2 separate regions of the Homo sapiens genome follow, and region 1 is linked to region 2. Evidence: read pairs that join two places in POLR2A ChIA-PET (ENCODE). Cell type or tissue: MCF 10A. All regions are shown on one strand.

The links. ChIA-PET counts read pairs that join two places held together with the same protein. Peaks named below come from ENCODE experiments on the same cell type or tissue, not always from the same donor. Only the 100,000 strongest peaks of a DNase experiment are listed, where the experiment ranks them.
Region 1: POLR2A ChIA-PET joins it to region 2 with 5 read pairs; 3 of 35 experiments call an interaction of 5 or more read pairs at or near these places.

Annotation. Positions count from the first base shown.
Region 1 is chr16:50,698,038-50,703,037 of GRCh38, reverse strand. NOD2 (nucleotide binding oligomerization domain containing 2) reads right to left here. Exons shown (of 12, transcript NM_001370466.1): 2 at 3,084-3,550. The coding sequence starts at 3,542. Among named protein-coding and RNA genes, the nearest start is that of NOD2, 6.9 kb to the right of the region's middle. RefSeq lists an enhancer at 4,798-5,000. In MCF 10A, no CTCF peak of the experiment used is centred here; DNase peaks (open chromatin) are centred at 3,077 and 4,977.
Region 2 is chr16:50,357,688-50,362,687 of GRCh38, reverse strand. The region is part of intron 2 of BRD7 (bromodomain containing 7); the gene reads left to right. Among named protein-coding and RNA genes, the nearest start is that of BRD7, 8.8 kb to the left of the region's middle. In MCF 10A, no CTCF peak of the experiment used is centred here; a DNase peak (open chromatin) is centred at 2,147.

The DNA of each region.
Region 1 (5,000 bases), 340 kb before region 2:
AATCAGGCAATTCAGAGCTCAGTCTGACACCTCAGCCCTATCAACTTTAACAGTTGCATGAGTCAGACGGACAGCTGGTATTACAGCTGGTGTTACCAGCCTCAGGTTTCCTAACAACTGCTATGCCCAACTGAGCAAGTTTACCACACAAAGCCCCCACATTTTATGACAGACAGAGAATAGCACAAGCTCTGGAGGAAAACAGGCCTGGATTCAAATTCTAGCTGGGCCGCTTCCCAGATGGGCGATTTGGGCAGTTTCTTCATTGTTAAGAAACAGTGTAGTCACACTATACCCTTGTGAGGCTTAAATAAAACAATACAGGGAATGGACTGGGTACAGTGTCTGGCACACAGTAGGAATTCACTCAGTCAATAGTAGCAATGGGTATTTTTGGAATTTAGTTCTTTAACTTGCATTTTGTTTCATTCCACAGCATTTTCTGTCCCTAACCTGCAATCAATGACAACTACTTCTTTATAGGAAATTAAAAGGCCATTTGGGAAGACATGTTGGTTGGATATACCACAAGCACCATCCAAATGAAATCAGTAAGGCCACTAAGGGAAGGCCACCAAATCAGAGTCACAGAATGTCAGAGCTCAAAGGGAGCTCAGAGAGAGCTGGATTCTAAAGGCTTAAACCTCAGGCAGTGCAATCCTTTCAAAATCTCCTGCTCTCCTCAGATCTGTTGTCTCCCATCCCTGCTACCCACTCAGCTCAGTCCCAACCTTCAATGTTTGCTTTTGCTGTCTATTTAGCCCTTTCTTAAGATGAATTCTTAGCTCATTAAAATTCAGCCTTAGATGGGCGCAGTGGCTCATGCCTGTAATCCCAGCACTTTGGGAAGCCGAGGGAGGAGGATTACTTGAGCCCAGGAGTTTGAGACCTCAACATAGCAAGACCCTGTGTCTACAAAAAAAAAATTAGCCTGGTATGGTGGTGCTAGCCTGTGTCCCACCTACTTGGAAGGCTGAGGCGGGAGGATCACTTCAGCCCAGAAGTTCGAGACTTCAGTGATTTATGATCGTGCTACTGCACTCCAGCAGCCTGGGTGACACAGTGAGACCCCCATCTCAAATAAATAAATAAACAAATAAATAAACAAATGCCTTCCTTCTTTCCTAATCTAGGCACCTAAGGTTGTAAATTTCCCCCTATGTCCTGCTTTAGCTGCATCCAATAGATTTTGATAAATAATATTCTCATTATTGTATGGTTCTGAATATTTTCTGATTTCCATCATGATTTCTTCTTTGACCCATGAGTTATCCCATTTCTTTTCTTCACCAATCCATGTACTTCCTCTGTTCACATCCTGTCTTCTCTGGGCCCTAGGGATCTAGGCTACCTTCTCCAAACCCCTCAGACCATCTGTACCACATCACATTGCTGAACTTTTAAAGATGACAAGACACAATCTTGTAACTTCTCAGATGGGCTGATTCAATTCCCCTAACAAATTATAAGAGAAACTAAGGTCAGTCCAATAACGAATATGTCTTCTGTACGTGCAACTAATCAGAGAGGACTGCACCACTTCTGCTCTGTAAATACCTAGCCATGTGAGCCAGCTTTAGTGCAGCCTTGAAGACAAATTTATTTATGTCATCAATCTCAATCTAGGGTTATCCAGACTCATGTGAACAACACATACATTTTTGGAAAACAGACAAAAACAAAAACTAAAATGTTCCCCAACCCAGCCCATTTTAACACTGCAGTGTCATTCTAATTCAATCATTCATTCAGTAACTCACTTATTTCATCAACAAATGTTTATGGAGTACCTACCGTGTGCAAAGCTCTATGAACACAACAAACTTTAAGCAAATATGTATGAAGCACCTAATAGATTCTGGCTGAATAAATGAATGATGGATGAATAAGTCAATGACCAGTGCTGGCCAATTGGTCCAGCACTGGCCCCCTCATTAACTACTGTGAGCTTATTCAAACTACTTTCCTTGGTCTCAACTTCCCGATTTATAAAGTGGAATGTTAATGATTGTTCCATCTGCCTCTCAGGAGCCCTAAGAATCACTATTTGGAAGAAAACAAAAGAGTTTCAAAAATACTCAGTGGTCATTTCTCTGACCTTCTGGTCTCTGCTGAGTTACTACATTCTCAGGGGCTGTTATATACCAACTCTGAACATCTATGATCTAATGCAATTTCATGTCAGAAATCCTACATAAACATTTAAGCTATATTAGTTTATAATATGCTATGTTAATTATAAAATAAATTCAATATACTGCAGTGTTATGGTCTGTTGTGCTGTTAATTTAAAACAGACAGAAATAAAAGTGTACAAGTACAGAGTATCACTCATAACAGAAATAATAAATAGCAGCCAGTGGTAATAGACACTATCCTAAGCATTACTCAAATTAACTCACTGAATCCTCCCAAGAGCCTTATAGGATAGGCACCATTTGACTATTAACATTGTTTTGTAGATGAGGAAACTGAAACAAGGGAGACTGAGGCTGGAGAGGCTCCATAGGGAAGCCTGAGATCACACAGGGTTGACCTTGAGCCTGCACCATTCTGGCTCCAGAATCTGAGTTCCTGGCCACCACACACTTCCTCTCGGCAGAAGTGTTCTGTTGGCCAGGCAAAGTGGCTCATGCCTGCAATCCCAACAGTTTGGGAGGCCAAGGCGGGAGGATTGCTTAAAGCCAGGAGCTGGAGACCAGCCTGGGCAACATAGCAACACCCCATCTCTAAAAGAAAAAAAAAAAATTAGCTGTTCATGGTGGTACAGCAGCCGTAGTCCCAGCTACTCTAAGGCCAGAAGATCACTTGAGCGCAGGAATTCAAGGCTACAGTGAGCTATGATTGTGCCACTGCATTCTAGCCAGGGTAACAGAGTGAGAAAAAGAAAAGAAAAGAAGAAAGAAAGAGTTGTACGTTTCCTGCCAAGAGTCAAGAGCAAATTTTACCTGCCTGGCTACCTTTTTAGGGGAAATCCCATGGACCAAGTTACCCCACAGGCTGACTTCATGAGGACAAATCAGTCTTGGTGACTAAGCACCCCTTTCCTGAGAACTCTGTGATGCACACCAGGAGTGCCTCACCCTCTGGGACGGTGTGAAGATCGGCAACCTGATTTCATCACATTCATACTGGCTGACGAAACCCCGCTCCCATGCCAGGTCCAGCATGTTCTCCACATGGCTGTGGAGCCTCCTGACAATGGCTGGCCGGTGACTCTGCAGGTCTCGGGCTGGGTGGAGCGAGTGGGGGTCCCAGCAGCCATGCAGCTTGGGGGACTGGCTGTCGGCCTGGGCTTCTTGGGCAGCCGCGATGAGCTTCTGACAGGCCCAAGTACCCTTATTCCAGACGGTGTCCAGAAGGCGCCTGGCCAAGTGGGAGAGAGGCTGGCCCAGGAGGTGGAAGCCCTCGTAGTCCTCCCAGGAGAGGACCTCCCAGGACAGCAGCCAGTCCAGGACACTCTCGAAGCCTTCCAGGGACCCTGAGACCAGCAGCTCGACCAGCTGGCTCCTCTGTGCCTGAAAAGCCTCCTGCGAGCACATTTCACAACCTGGGGAGGAGAACAAGGTCAGTGCGGGACTTCTCCAGAAGCCAGATGCAGGGTGGTCAGGGAAGGCCAGGGCAAGTCAGCCCCAGCAGAACCCGAGTTGGCCATGGTTCTAGCCTCAGACATTACCCAATCCAAGCTCCCCACCATATAGATGTGAAAATTGAGACCCAGAGAAGGCAAGAAACACCTCAAGGTTCCACAGAGTTTGAAGCAACCAAGAATTAAATCAAGACCCCTAACTCCCATATCCATGCTTGGTCTCCGGCTTAAAACGTTTAAAAAGGCTTGAGGTAATATTAGGAGCAAGAGATCTCCCAAGGTCACTTGAGATCAGGAGCGCTAGACCAGCCCGGCCAACACGGTGAAACGCTGTCTCTACTAAAAATACAAAAATTAGCCAGGCGTGGTGGCGAGCGCCTGTAATCCCAGCTACTCAGGAGGCTGAGACAGGAGAATCACTTGAACCCGGGAGGCAGAGGTTGCAGTGAGCCAAGATGGCACCATTGCGCTCCAGCCTGGGCAAGAGAGCAAGACCGTTTCTCAAAAAAAAAAAAAAAAGACAGAGAGAGAGAGAGAGATCTTCCAAACAATCAGGGAATTCATTCTCTTCGAAGCAGGGTGAGAGGGGCTCTTTCATGCTGGCTGGATTCAGGCTACAGCAGTTTCAGTAACGGCTAATATTAATTAAGCATAAACTACACACCAAGTGCCATTCTAAGTGCTCTCCTGCAGGAATTCACTGAACCCTCCCAGCCACTCTGAAGTAGTGCCTATGATCTACCCATTCTACAGAGGAAGACACTGAGGCACCAAGAAGCTAAGTGATTTGTACGATGTGTCACAGCTAGACAGGCAGAGTCAGGATTTCAACACGAGCCATGTATGACTCCGGAATGCATGTCTCTAACTCTTACATTTGGGTTCCCCACGGGGGCCCCAAGCCCGTGCTGTGTGTTTTGCACACTGCTACTCCAAGGGGTAGACTCAGAATATTGCTCTAAAGGTCCTGTCCTAGGCGAAGTGAAAAATTACGGTGCAAACTAAGTTGTTTCCGAGCGTTCTGGTGCCTTGTCCCCCATCAACACTTCCCACACACACTTGCCCTAGGGCCCTCACCTCCCTCCCACGCCCTCGAAACCACCGTGCACAGACTGCTGCCACTGCTATCATCAGTGACCTGCTGTGCGTTCTGGGAATTTGAGGGCAAGTGACCCTCCAGGAGCTTCAAGCCCTGGCAGGGTCCCTGAGCAGCCAAGAAAATCTCTCAGCATGGTCAGTTCTGCGATTGTCATGGGGTCTGTGGACAAGGGCTGCTGCAGTGCCCCGAAGAAACGAAAGTGAAAGGGTGTAGGCATGGACAACAAAGAGGGCCGTCAGCTTCTTTTTATAAATCAGGGACATTCCCAGACACTCAAGGGAGCAGATGCCAAGTGGCCTGGGGATTTTACCT
Region 2 (5,000 bases):
TCCTATATCATTTAGCACAATGTCCTCAAGGTTCGTCTGTTGTAGCGTGTGTTGGAATGTCCTTCCCTTCTAAGGCTAATTGCTACTCCATTGTATGGATATACCACATTTTATTTATTTATCAGTCAGTGGACATGTGGTTTGCTTCCACCTTTTGGCTGTTATGAATAATGCTGCGAGGAACATGAATTGTACAAAGTTCTCTTCAGGACCCCTACTTTCACTTCTTTTGGATACACACCCACAAATAGAATTACTGGATCATACTATCTCCTCTTTTATTAATGAGAAAATTGAGGCTCAGGGAGGTTAAGTAACTTTACCAAAGTCTCACAGTTAATGCCAGAACAATAACTCAAATTCTGCCCTTAAGAGGTCTTTAATCTGAAAGAGTTGTTAAAGTAGGCACCAACCTCTGCCCACAGCACATGGGGAAATAAAGTCAGTGCCCTAACAGAGGCAGGGTTCTAGTTCTGAGGCTCCTGAGAGTACATGGAGCTGGGGGAAATCACAGAAGACTTTTCTCAAGAAGCAGCATTTGAGTTGGGCTTTAGAAATCAAAATACAGTGATGTAACACTATATGTTCAGTTAACATGGGGTCAACTATATGCCCTGAGAGAAATGGCTCTTTTTATGGTAGTTCAGTAGAAGTATTCTAAGATTGTAAGTCATGAGTATTGTACTTAATGGGCTACTTCAGGTATTTTCCAAGGTGATTTGACAACCCAATTTTTATTTATGTGCTGCCTTTAGATGATGATCCCTGAATAGAATGATAGGCCACTGCGTAGAGACGTGGAGGTCAGGAAGCCCACACACCAGAGGATTATGGAGCTGTTGTTAGAGGATTAGCTCAAAAATGGGCAAGAAGGAGATGCGTATAGGGGACATAAAGTAAGTCTCTTTTTAAACACAGAATGCATGGAGGGGAGGATAGGGTAAGATCTGAAAGGCAGCTGAGATGGCAGAGTAAGGAGTTTGAGCTTCAGTATGTAGTCAGTAGGAAATCAAAAACTTTGAGTGGAAGAATGATAAAAGCTGAGTGTTAGTAACATAAATCTGGTAACAGTATCTAACAAATATTGAATGGAGAGAGTGGAAACTGTAAGGAGACCTGCATAGAAAGCTTTTTATTGAAATAGCTCAGACGAGTGGTCTCAATTCCTTTATTGAAACTCACTTGCTGTTCTGAAGAACATAGTCCTAACCCAAATGATGTCTTAATAGCTTTGTAGGTCGACTTCTGGTTTAGTTGCTGAAAGAAGTTAGGCCACTCACATTGCTTAGGAATGTTATCAGAATAAAATGAGAAAGATAGTAGTCATTAAAAAAATTTTTTTACTCAAAAGCATTAACACATATAGGATGTTATTATATATAAAGCTAAAATTAAGTAAAACTTTAATGAAAATTACAGTAAATTCCAGTAAGTACCTATTTTATTAAAGCACTATCTATACTAAGTCCAACAGTGGAGGCAGACTCATAACTAACATCCGAGTGTTTACTGTCTGCCAGACACTATTCTAAATTCTTTGTGTATATTTACTATTTTGATCCTTAGAAATAATTCTGTGAGGTAGGTGCTGTTAGTATCTCGTACTGCTGATTTAACTGAGCCACAGAGTATGAGGTAGCTTTTAACTAGAGAGGAGCAGTGACTAATCGTATTAAGCAAAGTGAGAATTCTGGCAAAACACAGTTCATTGACTTGTGCCATCTGTCACACCTGGCATCTCTGGGCTGTTGTGGCTTATCTGCCTTGGCAGAAAACCCTCCCCCTTTCTCAGCATTGGTCTGTGTGTGTCCCTCCTGAGGTAGTCGTCTCAACCCCAAAAGACCTTTCCAAGGAAGGAAGAACTCAGAAAAGGGGCCTATGAGTAGCATTGCTCCTCTGATAGAAGGCTGTTTATCTGTTTCTTTATTCAACAAATATTTACCTGACACCTATTATCTGGCCAGACTGTACTAGGCTCCAGTGATTAAGATAGGTAAATAAATAAATAAAATCCTACAGGAGCTCAAAGTTGGACCCAGGAATCAGACATGAAAGTATAAATAAACCTCACGACCTGGTAAATCCTAAGGGAGGTTTGACTAACTTGTTCCAGGAGTCCAGGGAAAGGTATGCGTCATTCTGCCGTGGGCAGCTAGGGGAAAGCATCATAGAGCTAATGGCTAACGTGTGTAGCAAATGCTGTTTTCAGCCTAGGGCCAAAAATGATGTGCAGCTGCCAGGTAATGAAACATTTTTCATTGGATTCTAAAATCAGCTGTTAAAAGGGAACTCTACATTGTTTTGCATATTGGAGCATCACTTGAATATATGTATGTGTATATATCCTCCGAAAGTAACCAACCTGAAGGACAGTACTTATTACTAAGGACTTTAGCTGTTAATTTGCATGCTTTTGTGTTCCTATGTCATGCTGTCTCCTATGATTAATTACTTCTGCAAATACTTAGCAAGTATTATGTGTTAGGCATTTGCTGAGCTTGCAGGTATGGAGCTGAATAAGACAAGGACCACTGTCCAGAGGGAGCTCCAGTAGAACAGGCAAATGTCATTTGTTGAGTGAATAATGTGGTTCGGTGAGTGTTAAATCCTAATAATCTGAGCAAAGATTTGCTTTAAAAGCATTACACACAGATTAATAAAATAACTTGCCATCAAGTTGTGGGCAAATTAGAATCTAGTCAGAAGAAAGTAAATGTGTTTGTAGTTCATGGAAATAGCCCCTCTTCCTTTCTCCTGCCTCAGATCTTCATGCATACAAGATGTTTCCCCTGCCTGGAATGCTGTTCCCACACACCTACCTCCACCCCCAACCTAGCTAGATTCTTTCTCCTTCAGATCTCAGCTCAGATGTTACTTCCTCATGGAAACCTTCCCACACTTGTCCAGTCTAAATTATTTTCACCCAAAAGTTATTCTGTCCTTGAAATCTGTTTTGTTGTTGTTTTTAAGACTAGTCAAGTGAAGCAGTGGGAATGGGGAAGGAACAAAAAAATCTGTAGCTCGTTGTGATCAATTAGTTGTAAACATGTTTATTTTTTTTAATGAGTTATTTAATGCACATCTCTGCTGTTATAAACCTGTTTGTTTTTTGAATGAGTTATTTAATGAACATCTCTGCTGTTTCACTCTGAGCTCCGTAAGAGTAGGGCTGTGTATATTTTCTCTTTCACTATATAGCCACACAGTAAAGCCTCTTTTATTTATTGAATGAATGAGTGTCCATCATGTGCTAAGTAATGTGCTAAAACTTTACATAAACTATCACATTTAATCCTTAAAATAGTCCTGTGAGGTATGTATTCTTGTGTCTATTTTAAAGATTAGAACGTTAGACTCCAAAAAATTATATAGTTTATCCATGACACCATAGCTAATTACATAGTTTATCCATATCATAGCTTTGTCACCTACTAGTGACGAGGCCAGAATTTAAACCCGCTTTATAAACTAACTGTAAACTCTTCTTCCTTAACTACCTAAAGTTAAATGGCACTAATATTTTTGCTTAGTTTTTTCTGTGTAATTAACAGAATTTACTGTTAACCAGAACTGTGTTAACTTATGGTTTTACGTAACTATATTCATTTAATAAGTGACATTCACAACAAGATTCTGCAACATACTCTGAATTATGAAAAAGAAAATGTAAAGGTTGGAATCAGAATTTTAGGTGGAGAGAGACCTGTAGAGATCACAGCCTTGTGTTGTACAGATGGGAAACTGAGACTAAAACAGTGGGGTAACTTGTTAAAAGTCATATGCTGGTGAACTAGAAGCTAGATCTCCTGATTCTCAGTCTGGAAATAACATGCTATGATATCTCTATTCAGTTTAGGGTAGTTTCCAAGCATATGTTTTTATATTCTTTTTTTCTTTTGGACTCCCTAGCCCCAAAGACTTTTTGCTTTACTGAATGATAAAGTGGTTACGGTAGACCAGGATAACTAGGTAAAGATACTAGGTAGGGGTAGTTCAGAAACATACCCTCCTTTGGTACTTTTTCCACTTGGCTAGTTTATGATTGACCATCTTATCAACTCTGTAAGATAAATAATAACAGTTAAATCTCCATCTTGCATGTGGTAAAGAGGTCTGATGAGAGTAAATGAATTGCCTAAGGTCACAGAGTGGTTTTTTACTTTATTCTTTTTGTTCTTTTTTTTTTTTTTTTGAGACAGGATCTGGCTCTGTTGCCCAGGCTAGAGTGCAGTGGTGCAATCTCGACTTACCGCAACCTCCACCTCCTGGGCTCAAGCCATGCTCCTACCTCAGCCTCCCAAGTAGCTGGGACTCCAGGTGCACACCAAAACTCCTGGATTTCGCTATGTTGCCTAGGCTGGCCTCGAACTCCTGAGCTCAAGTGATCCACCCACCTCGGCCTCCCAAAGTTCTGGGATGACAGGGGTGAGCCACCGCATCCAGCCAGCAGAGTGTTTTAAGGATGAAGCTGGACTCTTAGAGCATAGGTTAGCAAGTTGGCCAACAGTTTTTGTAAATAAATTTTTATTGAAACACAACCAAATTAATTCATTTACATTTTATCTGTGGTGGTTTTCATACTACAACACATACTATAATACAAAAGCAGAGTTTAGTAGTTGTGACAGAACTTAATGGGCCACAAAGCCTAAATGTTTACAGTTTGGCCGTTTTGGGTTTTTGTTTTGTTTTGATTTGTTTTGTTTTTGAGACAGAGTCTTGTTCTGTCGCCCAGGCTGGAGTGCAGTGATGCGTTCTTGGCTCACTGCAACCTCTACCTACGGGTTCAAGCGATTCTCCTGCCTCAGCCTCCCAAGTAGCTGGGATTACAGGCGTGCACCACCACCCGCAGCGGATTTTTGTATTTTTAGTAGAGATGGAGTTTCGCTTTGTTGGCCAGGCTGGTCTCAAACTCCCGGCCTCAAGTGGTACACCTGCCTCAGCCTCCCAAAGCTCTGGGATTACAGGCACGAGCCACTGCACTTGGCCCAGTTTGGTCG